Linked DNA regions of Homo sapiens: region 1 is linked to region 2. Evidence: read pairs that join two places in POLR2A ChIA-PET (ENCODE). Cell type or tissue: HCT116. All regions are shown on one strand. Each heading gives the region's core, and the rest is flanking DNA. Links, peaks and the distances in the headings are about the cores only. Region 1 overlaps ACTN4 (actinin alpha 4). Region 2 holds the start of LOC124904712 (a long non-coding RNA gene).

Evidence for each region. Peaks named below come from ENCODE experiments on the same cell type or tissue, not always from the same donor. Only the 100,000 strongest peaks of a DNase experiment are listed, where the experiment ranks them.
Region 1: POLR2A ChIA-PET joins it to region 2 with 11 read pairs; 12 of 35 experiments call an interaction of 5 or more read pairs at or near these places.

What each region holds. Positions count from the first base shown.
Region 1 is chr19:38,682,827-38,690,826 of GRCh38, reverse strand. All of the region lies in intron 1 of ACTN4 (actinin alpha 4), which reads right to left. Among named protein-coding and RNA genes, the nearest start is that of ACTN4, 39 kb to the right of the region's middle. RefSeq lists enhancers at 4,792-4,851, 6,022-6,161, 6,705-7,488. In HCT116, for the core only: CTCF peaks have their summits at 4,224 and 4,874; DNase peaks (open chromatin) are centred at 4,886, 6,286, 6,556, 7,056 and 1 weaker place; H3K4me3 peaks cover 4,188 bases; H3K27ac peaks cover 7,946 bases.
Region 2 is chr19:38,816,960-38,826,509 of GRCh38, reverse strand. ECH1 (enoyl-CoA hydratase 1) reads left to right here. Exons shown (of 10, transcript NM_001398.3): 4 at 8,935-9,059; 5 at 9,146-9,194; 6 at 9,381-9,445. It overlaps LOC124904712 (a long non-coding RNA gene), which reads right to left and starts at 3,670. Exons shown (of 2, transcript XR_007067252.1): 1 at 3,113-3,670. RefSeq lists an enhancer at 1,780-2,337. In HCT116, for the core only: no CTCF peak of the experiment used is centred there; a DNase peak (open chromatin) is centred at 3,698; H3K4me3 peaks cover 1,662 bases; H3K27ac peaks cover 1,931 bases.

The DNA.
Region 1 (8,000 bases), core at 1-8,000, 140 kb after region 2:
ACCAAAAAATTCACCCTTTTACATAAAATTCAGGGAGTTTTAGTATATTCACAAGATCGTGCAACAATCACCACTAATTCCAGAACAAGGCTAGGCAAGGTGGCTCACGCCTGTAATCCCAGCACTTTGGGAGGCCAAGGCGGGCAGATCACGAGGTCAGGAGTTCAAGACCAGCCTGGCTGTTACCGGTGGGTCTTTGTTCTTAGAGCTCCCAAGTTGGTAGTGGCTGCTCCCAAGATGGCAGCAAGCCTTTTGTTCTCTGACCTAACATTCTTGGCCTCACGGATTCCAAGGAATTGAACCTTGGGCCATGCAGTGAGTGTTATAGCTCTATTAGAAGCCGTGGGTCATGGAAGAGAACCATGGAACCCAGCGACTAGTGTTTAGCTCGATTAGGACAAACTCGAGCACTGAGCCGCACAGGAACAATGGCGAGCCTCTAGCCCGAATGAGCAGCAATGGGCGCCTCGCTGGATCAGAAATGCAGCAGACACCCTGCTGGATCCGGAGGGGTGGAAGTCAACAGTGGGTCTGTGATGGCGGTGAACAGCAGTGAAGGATGGTGAGCGAAAGCTCAGCTCAAGCCAAAACAAACGTGGACCAGAAGAGTGTGCAGTTGCAAGATTTAATAGAGTGAAAACAGAGCTTCCATACAGTGGGAGGGGAACCAAAGGGGGTGGCCCACTCCCGCCTCAAATGCCTGGGGTTTATATCCCAATCATTGTCCCTCCTCCTGTGCTCTCAGATGATAGATGATTTGACTATTTCTTTACCTCCTGCTTTTAACCTAATTGGTATTTTAATGAGCCCTCTTTACTGCCTGATTGGTCAGGTGTGAGCTGAGTTACAAGCCCGGTGTTTAAAGGTGGGTGCGATCACCTTCCCCAGCTAGGCTTAGCAATTCTTAGTCGGCCTAGGAAATCCAGCTAGTCCTGTCTCTCATGGCCAACATGGTGAAACCTCGTCTCTAACTAATAATACAAAAAGTAGCCGGGCATGGTGGCGCACGCCTGTAGTTCCAGCTACTCAGGAGACTGAGGCAGGAGAATCGCTTGAACCCGGGAGGCAAAGGTTGCAATGAGCCAAGATCGCGCCACTGCACTCCAGCCTGGGCAACAGAGCGAGACTCCATCTCAAAGAAAAAGAAAAAAAAAATTAAAAATTAACTGGGTATGGTGACTCTTGCCTGTAGTCCCAGCTACTCAGAAGGCTGAGGTGGGAGGAACACTTAAGCCTGGGAATTCGAGGCTACAGTGAGCTATGACAGCGCCACTGCACTCTAGCCTGGGCGACAGTGAGACCTTATCTCAAAACAACAAAACAAAACAAAAAACCAAAAATACAAGGAACATGTCTACCACCGCAAAACTGGTACAGTTACTCTCCAACCCCACTTCCCTCCTACCCAGCCCCCAGCCCCTGGCAACCACTAACCTACCTTTCTTTCGTCTCTTGCAATTTACCTATTCTGGGCATTTCATATAAGTGGAACCATATGGTATATGATCTTTGAGTTTGGCTTCTCCTTAGCATGTTTTCAAGGTTCAGCCATGTTGTAGCATGTACCAGTACTTCGTTCCTGTCTGAATAACATTCCATTGTATGGATATACCACATTTTATTTATCAATTCATTGGCTGATGGGCATTATTTGTGTTGCTTCTATCTTTTGGATATTAGCACCACCGTGAATATTCATGTACAAGTTTTATGTGGACATGTTTTCAACTGCCTTGGGCATATACCTAGGAGTAAAATTGCTGAGTCATATGATACCTCTTATATTTAAAAATTTGAGGAACTTGGCTGGGCGTGGTGGCTCATGCCTGTAATTCCAACACTTTGGGAGGCTGAGACAAGACCAGCCTGGGTGACATGGTGAAACCCCGTCTCTACTAAAAATACAAAACATGTTTAAATTTTGAGGAACTGCCAGACTGTTTTCCCAAGAAGCTGCACCACATTACACTTTGACCAGCAATGTGAGGGTTCTGATTTCTCCCATCCTAGTCAATACTTATTATCTGACTTTCTGATTATAGCCATCATGGTGGGTGTGCAGTGGTATCTCATTGTGGTTTTCTGTTTTTTTTTGTTTTAGGGTTGGGGTCTTACTCTGTTGCCCAGGCTGGAGTACAGTGGTGTCATCATAGCTCACTGCAGCCTTGAACTCCTGGGCTCAAGCAATCTGCCCACCTCAGCCTCCCAGGAATATGCTACTACACCTGGCCAATTTCTCATTTTTATTATTATTTAGAGACAGGGTCTCACCCTGTTGCCCAGGCTGGAGTGCAATGGCGTGATCTCGGCTCAATGCAACCTCTCCCACCCAGGTTCAAGCGATTCTCCCACCTCAGCCTCCCCACTAGCTGGGACAACAGGCGCCCACCACCATGTCCAGCTAATTTTTGTGGGTTTTTTTTTTTTTTTTTTTTTGGTAGAGACAAGGTTTCATTCACCATGTTTGCCAGGCTGGTCTCAAACTCCTGACCTCAGGTGATCCACTCGCCTCGGCCTCCCAAAGTGCTAGGATTACAGGCATGAGCCACCATACCCGGCCTAATTTTTTATTTTAATTCTCTGTAGAGGCAGGGTCTCACTATGATGCCCAGGCTGGTCTCCAATTCGTGGCCCCAAGCCATCCTCCCACTTCTACCTCCAAAAATGTTGGAATTATGGACATGAGCCACCAGGCCCAACCACGTTATGGTTTTGATTTGCCCTAATTAGTAATGACATTGAACACCTTTTCATGTGCTTATTGACCATTTGTAGTGGTTATGGTTTTGATTTGCCCTAATTAGTAATGACATCGAACACCTTTTCATGTGCTTATTGACCATTTGTAGATCTTCTTTGGAGAAGTGTCTATTTGAATCCTTTGCCCATTTTTAACTGGTGTGTCTTTTTACTGTTGAATTTAAGAGTCCTTTATACATTTTGGACAGTAGACCCTTATCAGATATACAATTTGTAAATATTCTGCGGGTTGTCCTTTTACTTTAATAGTGTCCTTTGAAGCAAAAAGTTTCCAGTTTTGAAACAGTCTGATTTATCTATTTTTCTTCGGTTGTGTTTCTGCTGTCATATCTAATAACCATTGCCTAACCCAAGGTCATGAGATTTACACTTGTGTTTTCTTCTAAGAGTTTTACAGTTTTAGCTCTTACATTTAGGTATCTGATCCGTTTGGAGTTAATTTTTGTATATGGTGTGAGGTAAAGGTTCAACTTCATTCTTTGCAGATGGGTATCTATTAATAGTTGTTCCTGCACTATTTGTTGAAAACACTATTCTTTCCCCCATTGAATGGTCCTGCACCCTTGTTGAAAATCAATTGACAATAGATGTATGGGACCTGGGAGCTTTTTAAAAATACCTGAATTTCACCACAGGCAAAATGAGACAGATTCCCTCAAGGTGGGCCCTGGGCAATGACATTTGACAAAGTCCACCTAGTGAGTCTAACATGAAGTGAGGGCTGAGAGCGAACAATCTAATCCAACCCCCTTGTTCCATAAATGAAAGATCTGAGGTCTCAGTAGAACCAGAGGGGCTGGGTGCAGGGGCTCACGCCTGTAATCCCAGCACTTTGGGGGGGCTGAGGCAGGTGGATCATTTGAGGTCAGGAGTTCAAGACCAGCCGTCTTGAACTATTAGTAGAGACCAGCCGTCTCTACTAATAATACAGAAAAATTAGCCAGACGTGGTGGCACACGCCTGTAATCCCAGATACTCAGGAGGCTGAGGCAAGAGAATCGCTTGAGCCCAGGAGGCGGAGGCTGCAGTGAGCCGAGATTGTGCCACTGTACTCCAGCCTGGGCAACAGAGTGAGACTCTGTCTCAAAAAAAAAAAAAAAAGAGACTCTGCCACCAGATTTGTTAGACTGGAATGGATGCTTGGAGCTAAAAGAAACCCCAGGGTAAAGGGGGATAGGCGGCCCGGGGTAGGAGCTGCTCCCATCTGAGCCTGCCTCTGTTCTCAAACAGACTTCCGGAGCCATCCCACACATGGGAAACCAACCAACCAACCAACCAACCAACCCAAACCACTCAGATTATACGTCAAAGAACTGGGTTCTCCCCAAGGGGAAGAGCCTGCACTCCCCACACAGAGTCCAGGAAGAGATAGGTCTCAACCCAAGGCAGGTGGGGCCCACAGAGCGGGAGGCAGTGCTCAGCCCTCCAGGCAGAGCTTCTCACCAGGAGGAGGAGATGGTGAGGCCTACCTTGAAATAACTACCTTTAACAGAGGAAACTTACACTCCCAAAAGGCAGTTTTAAAATTAGGGCAGCAGCAGAGGCTGGGGCCTCCTCTGGCCCCATCTAGCATTTTGCTATGAAATGATCAGGCACACGGGGCCCTTCACCTGGAGAACAGGGAGGGTGAGCTACAAACACCCCATTTACTTTCAATGCTTACAGCTAAGCTCAGGTTTCAGGGTGGGGGTGGGGGACTACAGATCATCTGGTTTAAACTTTGATCTTTCAAAAAGATAGCCAAGTAAGCCAATTCTGGCCTTGAGACAGTGTGGCCTGGAATCTTAGCGAGTGCCTAAGGGGCCCAGTCTTTAGAATTAACGTTTTAGTCTGGACAAATCCGCCCAGGGATTTGTTCATCCAGACAAGAGGCCTTTGGCATTTGGGGAGAAAAGGTCAGACAGGGCACTGATGGGATTGTTATTTAGGCAAGTGCTACACACCCGTCCTGAGCTAGTGGGACCCCGGGAATTCCCCAGTAGATCTTGCCAGGTGCAGGAACTGCCACAGGAAAGGGGTGTCTGGAAGCAGGGCAAACACTCCTGTTTCTCCCTCTGTTCAATCTCTCCAGCAGATGGCTTGTTTTTTTGCTAGTATTCAAATGATCCGTAAACTGGGCCCTGCTGGTGGAAGGGTGAATATGCGAGGCCCTGGAGTAATCTTTAATCGTGGTAAGGGTTTTGTCTTTGACAACTGAAACTCCTGCTTGGTGATCCTTTTCCTTTTTCCTGTTTTGAGAGGCTCTGATTCAACAGTCCACCCGGCCAAGTCAGGGCCATCCTATTCCAGTGAAAGCAGAGAGGGGTGTCTCAGGGTGGGCATCCCAGCTAGGGTGGAGCTGGCTTGGTCTGGAAATCTGTGATCTTGACCATGTACAGCCCCCACAGACTTGGGCTTGTTTCATGCATACTCGGTCCCTGCGGGCTTCCTACTCTCTGAACCCAGGGTACGAAGATCCCTTTCAGAAGCAGAGTGAGTTTGGAGCACTGAGAGGATTAGGGGCCTTTATCCGCATAATTGAGTCCCCTCGATCCAGAGGTTGGGTGCTCACCAGCCTGCCTGCCCTTTGCTGAGGCCACAGGGCTCCTCTCCAGGCCTGCACCTCACAGAGGCTCCGTGAGCACTGGATGAGGGGGTGAATGAATCCCTGAGTCCATCTGGGAGGTGACTCCAACCAGAAATTTCAGGCTTGGAGTTTGAAGTTTGCCAGCAGGCAACTAATTCGTGGTGTTAAGAGTTACCTAAACTTGCCCTTAGCCTCCTGTGAGTGGGTGTTGGCTCCCAAGCACTAGGATGGTGTAGGGTACACAATTTGGGTGGGTTGGCCAAGCACGGTGGCTCACACCTGTAATCCTAGCACTTTGGGAGGCCAAGGTGGGTGGATCACGAGGTCAGGAGTTCGAGACCATCCCGGTCAACATGGTGAAACCCTATCTCTACTAAAAATACAAAAATTAGCTGGGCTTGGTGGCATGTGCCTGTAATCACAGCTACTTGGGAGTCTGAGGCAGGAGAATCGCTTGAACCCAGGAGGCAGAGGTTGCAGTGAGCTGAGATCACGCCACTGCCTTCCACCCTGGCTAAAGAGCGAGATTCCGTCTCAAACAAACAAACAAACAAACAAAAAGCCATTTGGGTGGGTTAAGAAATCACTCTGGATTTGGGGGTCTCTTTTTTTTTCCCTTGACAATATTCAGTCCATCTCAGATTCCTTGGATGCATGAGACAGACAACATTAGCAGTGTCTTGGGAGGATTTAAAAAAAGAAAAACCTGACCATGACCACAGAGAGAGAAAGAAGAGAAAAGAAAAGAAGAGATCAAAATAGGATTCTATAGCCAAAGAGTAATTATAGGATCGGGAGGAACCAGTAGAGACTGAAACCTCTGACTCATAATTGCTCCATTAAAAATGGTGAAACATCTGCCCTGGCCGAGGAACAGGGCTACACTCTCACCCTGGCTCGCCCCACCTACAAGCCTTCCTGGGGCTGGCATGAAGGGGTGGCTGTCTCCAGGAGCGGTGTGGGTATGACGTCAAAGGACAAAGGGGCCCCTGCTGCTCTCAGGGGCAGATCTGACTCCTGGCCCCAAAACAAGGGAGGAGTGGTTTGTCCTGCAGGGGGTGGGGGACCAGGGTGGGGCAGCACTGGGAAGGTGTGGGTTCAGTTTTCTAGGAAAGGCCTAGGTGGTCCTGAGTGCTCTCACTACACCATGGGAAGAGGACCGAGGAGGACTCTGGGTACCATGTCAACCTGCCCCATGAAAGCCACTAAGGGGCTGAGCCTGAACCAACAACAGCAAGAGGCATTTTTATGACTGGGTGGGGCATAAGGCCTACCCTACTATAATTACACAAATGACTCACATTTATTGAGCACTTAGTGTGTACCAGGGTTTGTTCTGCGTGCTCTAATTTTACAGATAAGGCTCTGAATGCTGGGGGATATACCCATGGCCACAGGGCTGTTAAGCAGCAGAGCTGGGACCCCCGCAACCCCCAAACTAAACTCAAGCCTCACCAAGTCTGCTTTCCACGTCTTGTGTTTGCTCTGTTAGGCCCTGTGTGAGCTACTTCACATGGTTCCTCTCATTTGATCTACTCTAAGGAAGACACAAAACCAAGGGCAGTCCCAGGAGGTCCTTGGCAGATTCCAGCAGCCACAGTGCAGCAGGCCCCATGCTGAGCCACTGGGTGAGTCATGGGGGAGGGCGGGCAAGTCAGGTGACCGGGTGAGAATCAGAGCTATGCTGAGGTGGCCTGGTTACCTTGACATTCCTGTGATTCTGCCAAGGTAAAAAGTAATCCAAGGAGTTTGCCTTATATGGGCATGATGACAGATTTCAACAAGACAGCATGTTAACTGACCCCATACCAAATCGGTTCCCGGACTGCACAGGCAACGCCCGATAAAGCTGCTCTGGAAATATAGGAAATAACAATTTATGATGGGCTATCACCGGTGACTCACAAAGGTGCAGCCCAACTGCCATTGTGTGTCTTTTAGAGAAGGGGGGGAAAAGTTGGTGGCCTGTGGGCCAAATGGCTGTCTCATTCTCCCTCCCACCAATGGCCTAGGAGGCCTGGCTCAGACCCCTCCTCTGTTCACGGGGCCTGGCTCAAGGAGGGCTGGAGGAAATCAATTTCAAGCTGGGGCTGAACAGCAAGTCCTGTCTGGGTTAGAGAGCCCTCACCACCTGCTTTCTCTGGAGGAGGGCGGGGGGCGAGAAAGAGGAGAGGCAGGGGCTGCACTGGGAGGGAGGCAGACCCTTTCAAGCCAGCACGGAACAAAATGGTTAGGTCTGAGGGCACTGCACTGCATGAGAACCAAAGAAACTGACTGGGCCTCACAGGATTCCAGAGTCATCCCAGCCACTCCAAACCGCTGGCACCAGATAGCCCCTCCCAGGCACTCCCCAGTCCCCCAACAAGGGGGAGACTCACTGCTCTGAGCCTCTCCCAAACTTCATTCGTTCTCATTTTAAAATGTACTAGGCATCTATCACGAGCCATACACTATCCTGAGCACTGGGATTAAACAGACATCCCTGCCCTCATGCAACTTACAGTCTAGTGGAAGAGCCAATACAGACAAAAACAAGCTAAGGAGACAGGGATGGGTACCATAACACGGAGTAATGTGACTGGGGAGGGGAGGGAATCAAGCTCAGCAGGTCAGGAAAGGCCTCTCAGTGGAGATGACATTTGAGGCTGAATAAGTAGAAAGAGCCAACCAGGGG
Region 2 (9,550 bases), core at 603-8,602:
CTGACCATTTAGTTTTTGTACTCCTAGAATTGGGGTGTTGTAGGGACTGCTGCATTTCCTTACTAAGCCTGGAGCTTTTAAATGTTTAACAATATTCTGTAATCGTTTATGAGCTTCAGGCTTTAAGGGATATTGCCTTTGATAAGGAAAAGCAGTGGGATCTTTTAACCTGATTTGTAATGGGCGGGCATTTTTTGCCCTTCCAAATTGTCCTTCCAATGCCCAGACTTCAGGGTTGATTCCCTCCACAAGTAGGGGGACAACAAATGGGTAACTTGTTCCCCATATTGATGTAGATAATAGCTCCAGCCTTGGCTAATATGTCCCTGCCTAATAAGGGTGTGGAACTTTCAGGCATAATAAGAAAGGCATGTGAAAAGAGCAAAGTCTCCCAATTACAACTGAGAGGTGGGAGAAATACCTGGTTACAGGCTGTCCCAGGATTCATCGGATGGTAACAGACCTTGAGGACAGTCGTCCAGGACAGGAGATTAACACTGAGAAGGCCGCGCCAGTGTCCAGGAGGAAGTCAGTTTCCTGGCCCTCAATGGTTAAACGTACCCGGGGCTCAGTGAGGGTGATGACATGAGCTGGCGCTTGCCCCGGGCACCCTCTGTCCTGTTGTTGGATCATCTGGTTGGGGGCTTCTGACCTAGGGAACCTTCGTCCGCTGGGGCAGTGCACCTTCCAGTGATTGCCTCGGCATAGTGGACATGGACGAGGGGGCAGCTTGTTTCTCATTGGACAATCTTTTTTAAAGTGTCCTAGTAAACCGCATGATAACAAGCCCTACCGGGTGATTGGCCTCTACTATCTGTCCTCTCTGAACCACTAAGGTTTGTTAGTCTGAGGGCCATAACTAAGGCTGCGGCCTTTCTCCAATCTCACTTTTCCTTTTGGGCCTGTTCCTCTTGGTCCCTATTATAGAACACTGAGGTTGCCAGGTTTTGATAATGCCTCCAAATTTTGTTCAGGGCCCAGGGCTTGCTTTTGGAGCTTTCTCCTGATATCTGCGGCTGATTGGATAATAAACTTATCTTTTAGAATCAATTGACCCTTGAGTGATTCGGGTGACCGGGGAGTATATTTTCTTAAGGCCTCCTATAGCTGCTCGAGGAAGGCAGAAGGATTTTCTTCCTTTCCCTGAGTTATGGTGGACATCATTGAATAATTCATGGGCTTTTTCTAATTCTCCTTAGTCCTTCTAGAACACAGGTCAACAGATGTTTACGACTCCAGTCCCCATGATCTAAGTCAAGGTCCCAGTGGGGATCCATACTGGGGATGGCTTGCTGACCGATAGGGAATTTGTCCCTTTCTTCAGGTGTCATTCTATCATTTACTTGATTAAGATTCCAGGTATCTCCAAACTCTCAGGCTGCAGCTAAAGCTGCATTCTTTTCATTAAAGGCCAGGGTTTGATCTAACAGTAGCATGACATCTCTCCAAGCGAGGTCGAAAGTTTGCCCTAGACCCTGTAGGGCATGTATGTACCTATCAGGATCATCTGAAAACTTCCCCAGGTCTGCCTTGATCTGCTTTAAATCAGAGATGGAGAAGGGGACATGTACCCGGGTGGGACCAAATTCCCCTCCCCCTACAGCTTGAAGGGGACATAACCAATAGCCAGGAGGGTTTTGTGGTCCTTTGGAGATTTCTTTGCATATTTCCTTCTGGGCAGGGGAGATTAGAGGAAGATTATCATTAATAGGAATGGGAGCTATAGGGAGGCTAGGATATGGTGGTAAGCTGAGAGGTCCTCCTGTGGGATGTAAATTGTAAGCTTTGCATAGTTGTGTATTCTCCCTCCATGAAAAGAAAGCTTGGACATAAGGTATTTCACTCCATTTGCCTTCCCTCTTACAGAAAAGGTCAAGCTGCAGGATAGTATTGTAATTTGTACTTCCCTCAGGTGGCCATTTTTCCCCATCAGAGAGAGAATACTGGGGCCAGGCCATAGTGCAGAAAAAAAATGAGCCTCCTCTTTTTCAGGGTTTATGGGTCAAATTGGTCCCAACGGCTTAGGATGCATTTCAAGGGTGAGCCTGTTGATGGCTGAATGTTTCCCATCTGAAAGACAAAACCACCCGCGGTTTTGGTTTGTTTTGTTTCTCCCCCTGCCCAAGAAACTGCAACAGTCCCTGTACCCTGCTGATCGGAATAGTTGTGCTCATCAACGCAGCAGCAGAAACACTAGTTTTCCTCTCAGACCACATGGAGGACCAAGGAAGGTCGGATTTAGTGGCCCTTACCGACGCATTCTTGAAAACCTGTTAGAGTTCTAAGCATTCTCCTGTTAGTATTGGGACTTTACCCCTGTCCTATAAAGATGTTATGCCCCAAAAATGAAGTGGAGGGCCATACCCTGAGGGAGGGAAGGGATCTCCAGGGTTGGAAGAGTGACACCTTTTGTCCTCACTTATATGAATAGGAAAGCTACAATTTCTGAGGCTCCCCATATCCTAGCTTCAGGAATACCTTTGTTAGGCCTGTTAGTCTGAGGAGGGATCGTAAAATTCCAGGTAGTCGCCACTATGACAGGGCTTTGGGCAAAAATTATGTCTTTCTGATTGGTGAGCCTGGGTGCCTAAAGAATGTAACAGAGTTCTAGAAGTCGTTCTTATAGGAGAAACTAGAAAAGCACCAGAGACAGCAAATTTTAGAAGCAGGACTAAACTCGGAGAAGAGAGGTGAGAGGAAGTTTGTCTGGCAGGCATTAGGACCCGGGGGCAAGAGTCAGGATAGATAGGATAGATGGGCGAGTCTCGCTTGGGCGACATGCCTTTGAGTGTTCCGCTCATGGCTGCAGGGTCAACGAACTTGTTGTCTTGTCGGGACCCTAGAGCTGCATGGCTTTCCTCTCTGTCGACCCTCGGCTCAGCCCAGAAGTACAGGAAAAGCAGAAGCTGGTTCTAGGCAAACCAACGCTCCCAACTCCAAAGAGTCGGGAGTTGTTAGAGAGCCCTTTCCCAGAAAGCCTGACACCCATGTCTTTAGTCCAGCGGCCATGCTAGTCACTTTTAACTGGCAGACAGGTGCCTGGTATTTAGCCCCCAAATTCTAAGGAAAAATAGGACAGAATAGCAAGTGAAAGGGGTCCAGTGGTACTCACTGCTTGGCGATAGGTGATAGTCTCACCGCTCAGCGATAGGCAGTGGTCTCACCGCTTGGCGATAGGTAATAGTCCCATCTGGGTCACCAAAATGTATCCGGAATTGGTGGGTTCTTGGTCTCACTGACTTCAAGAATGAAGCCGCAGAATCTCGTGGTGAGTGTTACAGTTCTTAAAGGCGGCATGTCCGCAGTTTGTTCCTTCTGATGTGTTCGGAGTTTGTTCCTTCTGATGTTTGGGTGTGTTCAGAGTTTCTTCCTTCTGGTGGGTTCGTGGTCTCGCTGGCTTCAGGAATGAAGCTGCAGACCTTCGCAGTGAGTGTTATAGCTCTTAAGGCGGTGCGTCCAGAGTGGTTCGTTCCTCCCGTCCGGAGTTGTTCATTCCTCCCAGTGGGTTCGTGGTCTTGCTGGCCTCTGGAGAGAAGTTGCAGACCTTCGCGGTGAGTGTTATGGCTCATAAAGGCAGTGTGGACCCAAAGAGTGAGCAGCAGCAAGATTTATTGCAAAGAGCAAAAGAACAGAGCTTCCATAGCATGGAAGGGGACGTGAGTGGGTTGCCACTGCTGGCTCGGACAGCCTGCTTTTATTCCCTTATCTGTCCCCACCCACATCCTGCTGGTTGGTCCGTTTTACAGAGAGCTGATTGGTCTGTTTTACAGAGAGCTGATTGGTCCATTTTGACAGGGTGCTGACTGGTGCGTTTACAATCCCTGAGCTAGACACAAAACTTCTCCAAGTCCCCACTAGATTAGCTAGACACAGAGCACTGATTGGTGCATTTACAAACCTTGAGCTAGACACAGGGTGCTGATTGGTGTATTTACAAACCTTGAGCTAGACACACAGTGCTGATTGGTGTATTTACAATCCCTTAGCTAGACATAAAGATTCTCCAAGTCCCCACCAGATTAGCTAGATACAGAGTGCTGATTGGTGCATTTACAAACCTTGAGCTAGACATAGGGTGCTGATTGGTGCATTTACAAACCTTGAGCTAGACACAGAGTGCTGATTGGTTGTTTACAATCCCTTAGCTAGACATAAAGAGTCTCCAAGTCCCCACCAGATTAGCTAGATACAGAGTGCTGATTGGTGCATTTACAAACCTTGAGCTAGACACAGGGTGCTGATTGGTGCATTTACAAACCTTGAGCTAGACACAGAGTGCTGATTGGTTGTTTACAATCCCTTAGCTAGACATAAAGTTTCTCCAAGTCCCCACCAGATGAGCTAGACACAGAGCATTGATTGGTGCATTTACAAACCTTGAGCTAGACACAGGGTGCTGATTGGTGCATTTACAAACCTTGAGCTAGAAACAGAGTGCTGATTGGTGTATTTACAATCCCTTAGCTAGACATAAACGTTCTCCAAGTCCCCACCAGATTAGCTAGATACAGAGTGCTGATTGGTGCATTTACAGTCCCTCAGCTAGACATAAATGTTCTCCAAATCCCCACTAGACTCAGGAGCTCAGCTGGCTTCACCCAGTGGATCCTGCACCAGGGCCGCAGGCGGAGCACTCCTCAGCCCTTGGGCAGTTGATGGGACCAGGCGCCGCCGAGCAGGGGGTGGCGCTCCTCGGGGAGGCTCGGGCTGTGCAGGAGCCCACGGCGGCGGGGGGAGGCTCGGGCATGGCAGGCTGCAGGTCCCAAGCCCTGCCCCACAGGGAGGCAGCTGAGGCCCGGCAAGTATTCGAGTGCAGCACCAGCGGGCCGGCACTGCTGGGGGACCCGGTGTACCCTCCGCAGCTGCTGGCCCAGGTGCTAAGCCCCTCACTGCTCAGGGCAGGTGGCGCCGGCCCACCACTCCGAGTGCGGGGTCGCCGAGCTCACACCCACCCGGAACTTGCGCTGGCCGGAGAGCACTGCGTGCAGCCTGGGTTCCCGCCCGCGCCTCTCCCTCCACACCTCCCTGCAAGCAGAGGGAGCCGGCTCCGATCTTGGCCAGCCCAGAGAGGGGCTCCCATAGTGCAGCAGCAGGCTGAAGGGCTCCTCAAGCATGGCCAGAGTGGGCTCTGAGGCCAGCGAGCAAGGGCTGCCAGCATGCTGTCACCTCTCACTTCCTTCTCTCTCTCTTTCTTTCATTTTTGAGACAGGGTCTCCCTCTGTCACCCAGGCTGGAATGCAGTGGAGCAATCTCAGCTCACTGCAGCCTCCACCTCCTGAGCTCAACCCCTCCCACCTCAGCCCCTACCACCTCCCCTCATCCTCCCACTTCAGCCCCTCAAGTAGCTGGGACCACAGGTGTGCACCACCATGCACAGCAAGTTTTTTCACTTTTTGTAGAGGCAGGGCTTGCTATGTTGCCCAGGCTGGTCTCGAACCCCTGATCTAAAGCGATCCTCCTGCCTCAGCCTCCCAAAGTGCTGGGATCACAGGCATGAGCCACCGCACCCAGCCTCCTGCTTTCTTTCTGCATCTCCCTCTGTTCCTCCTCTTGTTCATTTGTTCATTCATTTGACAAACATTCAGTGACACAGTCCAGTGCCAGAGCCCCCTCCTGGGTGCTGCAGATGTGGAAACGGGAAGCAGCCCCGATTCCTGACCCCTTGCTCTCATAGAGATCATGTCTGAGAACAGAAAAATGGGGCTTTTTTGTGGCTGTGCCGGGCCCAGGTCCTTCATCTTTCAGCTCCCAGCTGAATGTGGCCGTCTTATCTTATTTTCAGCAGCAAGACCCCGAAGGCCAGAAGGAAGAAACGGCAGGTCATGCAGTGACCCAGTGATAGAGTAGAACTACTAATTAGAGAAAGAAAAAGGTGGCCACAATTATGTAGCACTCATGGTGTGTGACGCCCCTTTCTAAGCACGTTAAACATATTAATTCTAATCACAGTCCACAAGACAGGTTCTGCTATAAGCCCCATTTAAAGGTGAAACAGATCCAGAGAGCAAGAAACTTACCCAATAATCACAGCTTGTAAGTGGCAGAGCTGGGATTTTGGAACTCATGCTGCCTGGCTATAGAGTCCTTGCTCTTAGCTGCTAAATGTCTGTCATCTGAGTAGCTGGCATGCTGGTTAAAAGTAAGGGGGATTGCCGGGCGCCGTGGCTCACACCTGTAATCCCAGCACTTTGGGAGGCTGAGGCAGGCGGATCACGAGGTCAGGAAATGGAGACTATCCTGGCTAACACAGTGAAACCCCGTCTCTACTAAAAATGTAAAAAATTAGCCGGGCATGGTGGCAGGCGCCTGTAGTCCCAGCTACTAGGGAGGCTGAGGCAGGAGAATGGCGTGAACCCAGGAGGCGGAGCTTGCAGTGAGCCGAGATCGCGCCACTACACGCCAGCCTGGGCGATAGAGTGAGACTACATCTCAAAAAAAAAAAAAAAAAAAAAAAAAGTAAGGGGGACTTTGGCCTCAGGCTGTGATCTGGATCCTATTTCCACTTGTCTTTTCACCTCTCTGTCCTGCCATTTTCTTTTCTTTTTATTTTTTATTTTTGAGCCAGGGTCTTGCTCTGTCGCCCAGGCTGGAGTGCAGTGGCGCGATCATAGCTGACCGCAGCCTGCAACTCCTGGGCTCAAACGATCCGCCCACCTCAGCCTCCGAAAGTGCTGGGATTACAGGTGACCATGCCCAGCCTCATGTGCAGCTAATTTTTTCATTGTTTGTAGAGAAGAGGTCTTGCAATGTTGCCCAGGCTGTTCTCAAAATCTTAGCCTCAAGCCATCCTCCTGCCTCTGCCTTCCAAAGTGCTGGGATTGCAGGTGTGAGCCACTACGCCCAGCCCCAAAATATACTTTTTTATTCATTTGTTTGCCTCCCCATGAGGACAGGGACTGTTGTCTGTATTGATCATTTATTGAGCAGCTCGTGTGCGCCAGGCCCTGTGCTAGGCCCAGGGGATGCAGCAGTGGACAGAAAGACAAAAACTCCTGTGTTCTCAGAGCTCACATTCTAGAAAGGGAGTCAGACCCTCAAGCAGATAAGGACCTAATTATAGGATAGCAGCTGTGCAGCCCGGAGGTAAGGCGGGGTCAGGATGCGGGGGATGGGGCCATCGTTGAGCCAGGTTGGCCAGGGAGGGCCTCTCTAGGAGGTGACCTTTGAGCTATAGCTGAAGGAAGTGAAGGAGTCAGTCTGTGGCTGTTGAAGAGGGAGGGATGGTTGTCAGCCCAAAGGTCCTTGGCTCCCTCCCTCTCCTCTGGGTCTTTACTCAAGGTCACCTTCTCAATGAGAAGATTCTGTACCACTGCACAGCCCTCAGGCAGTGATCTGGATCCTATTTCCACTTGTCTTTTCACCTCTCTGTCCTGCCATTTTCTTTTCTTTTTATTTTTTATTTTTGAGCCAGGGTCTTGCTCTGTCGCCCAGGCTGGAGTGCAGTGGTGCGATCATAGCTGACCGCAGCCTCCAACTCCTGGGCTCAAATGCACGTGCCCGCACACACACACACACACACACACACACACACAGAGTTGGAGACCAGTGTGCCCAAAGTAACAGGTTGGGAACAGTGCACACACACACACACACACACACACACACACAGAGTTGGAGGCCAGTGTGCCCAAAGTAACAGGTTGGGAACAGTGTTCATGCAGGGTAGTCATGACAAGGACGTTCCATTTTGTTCTAAGAGCCACAGGTGGGAAAAAGAGGGTCTGGGCCGGGCACGGTGGCTCACGCCTGTAATCCCAGCACTTTGGGAGGCCGAGGTGGGTGGATCACAAGGTCAGGAGTTTGAGACTAGCCTGGCCAACATGGCAAAACCCCGTCTCTACTAAAAATACAAAAATTAGCCGGGCATGGTGGTGGGCGCCTGTAATCCCAGCTACTTGGGAGGCTGAGGTAGGAGAATCACTTGAACCGGGAGGCGGAGGTTGCATTGAGCCGAGATCCTGCCACTGCACTCCAGCCTGGGCGACAAGAGCGAGACTCTGTCTGAAATAAAAAAAATAAAATAAAAAAAAAGAGGATCTGACCCAAGAAGGTGTCCACTGGCTTCCCCTGGCTGCCTGTAGGGAATAGACTGGGGACACAGGTGGAAACAGGGAGAGCAGGGTGGGCTCATGGAGAACAACTGATGCAGGAAAGGTCAGATTCAGGATCATCTTGAAGTTGGAGCCACAGAAATTGCTGCATCGTGAGATGTTTCTCATCTCAGGAAACATCACCACCATTGACTGCATTGCTCACGCTGCAGACCTTGAGTCCCAGGCTGTCTGGCATCTTGGGGAAAAGCATGGCCTCTGGAGCCAGCTGCATGGTTCCAGATTTTAAAATCCTACTTCTGATGCGGCATGGTGGCTCACACGTGTAATCCCAGTGCTTTGGGATGCCAAGGTGGGAGGATCGCTTGAGCCCAGGAGTTCAAGAGCAGCCTCGGCACAGTCCCAGCCACTCAGGAGGCTGAGGTGGGAGGATTGCTTGAACCTGGGAGTTCGAGGCTGCAGTGAGCCATGATCGTGCCACTGCACTCTAGCTGGTATAACAGAGTGAGACCCTGTCTCTAAAAACATTAATGAGTTAATTTAAATAGTTCATTACTCACTACTCACCAGCCAGTGTGACCCCCTTGGGCAAGTGCTTAACCTCTCTGTGCCTTAGTTTACCCATTGGTAACACAAATAGTAATAGGACCTAGCTGGTACGGTTGCTGTGAGGATTCTGTGAGTAATGACTCCACAAATATTAGCTTTTATTTCCTTCCCACCCAACATGCAATCAATCCCTCACCAAGTCCTGTGTGAGTTGTTTTTTTTCCGCCTTGGTGGTTTGGGGGTTCGAACCTGCTGTGCCTGGGTTCTGATCCCTGGTTGAGTCAATGGGTGGGGCCTGGGAGCCTGGATGAGCTCCATCATGCCTTCTCACCAGGTATTGACCTGATGGACATGGCTTCGGACATCCTGCAGCCCAAAGGAGATGATGTGGCCCGGATCAGCTGGTACCTCCGTGACATCATCACTCGATACCAGGAGACCTTCAACGTCATCGAGAGGGTGACTCTAGGGGTCTGGAGGGGATCTTTCTCCATACGCGCCTCCCCTGGGCCAGCCCTGACCCCACTCTTCCTGTTCCCTCTCAGTGCCCCAAGCCCGTGATTGCTGCCGTCCATGGGGGCTGCATTGGCGGAGGTGAGTCTGCGGCTATCCTCCTGCTCGGGTGCTCCCCAGGTGGGGCTGCTGCTCCGATGCCGCGGCCACTGGCATCCAGCCTCAGCTCTGTCATGGGCCAGACTGTGTCCCAAGAGGCAGCCCCACCTCCCGGGAGCCAGGGTTGGTTCTGGTGGTCATTCAGCATCCCTGGCCTCTACCTCCTAGGTGTGGACCTTGTCACCGCCTGTGACATCCGGTACTGTGCCCAGGATGCTTTCTTCCAGGTGAAGGTGAGTCATCCTCCCGAGCTCCTGCTTAGAGCTGGGCAGTGGGGTGAGGTTGGGGGGCCTGGAGTGAGCCTCGAGGGCTTCATGGAAGAGTCGGAGTTGAACCCG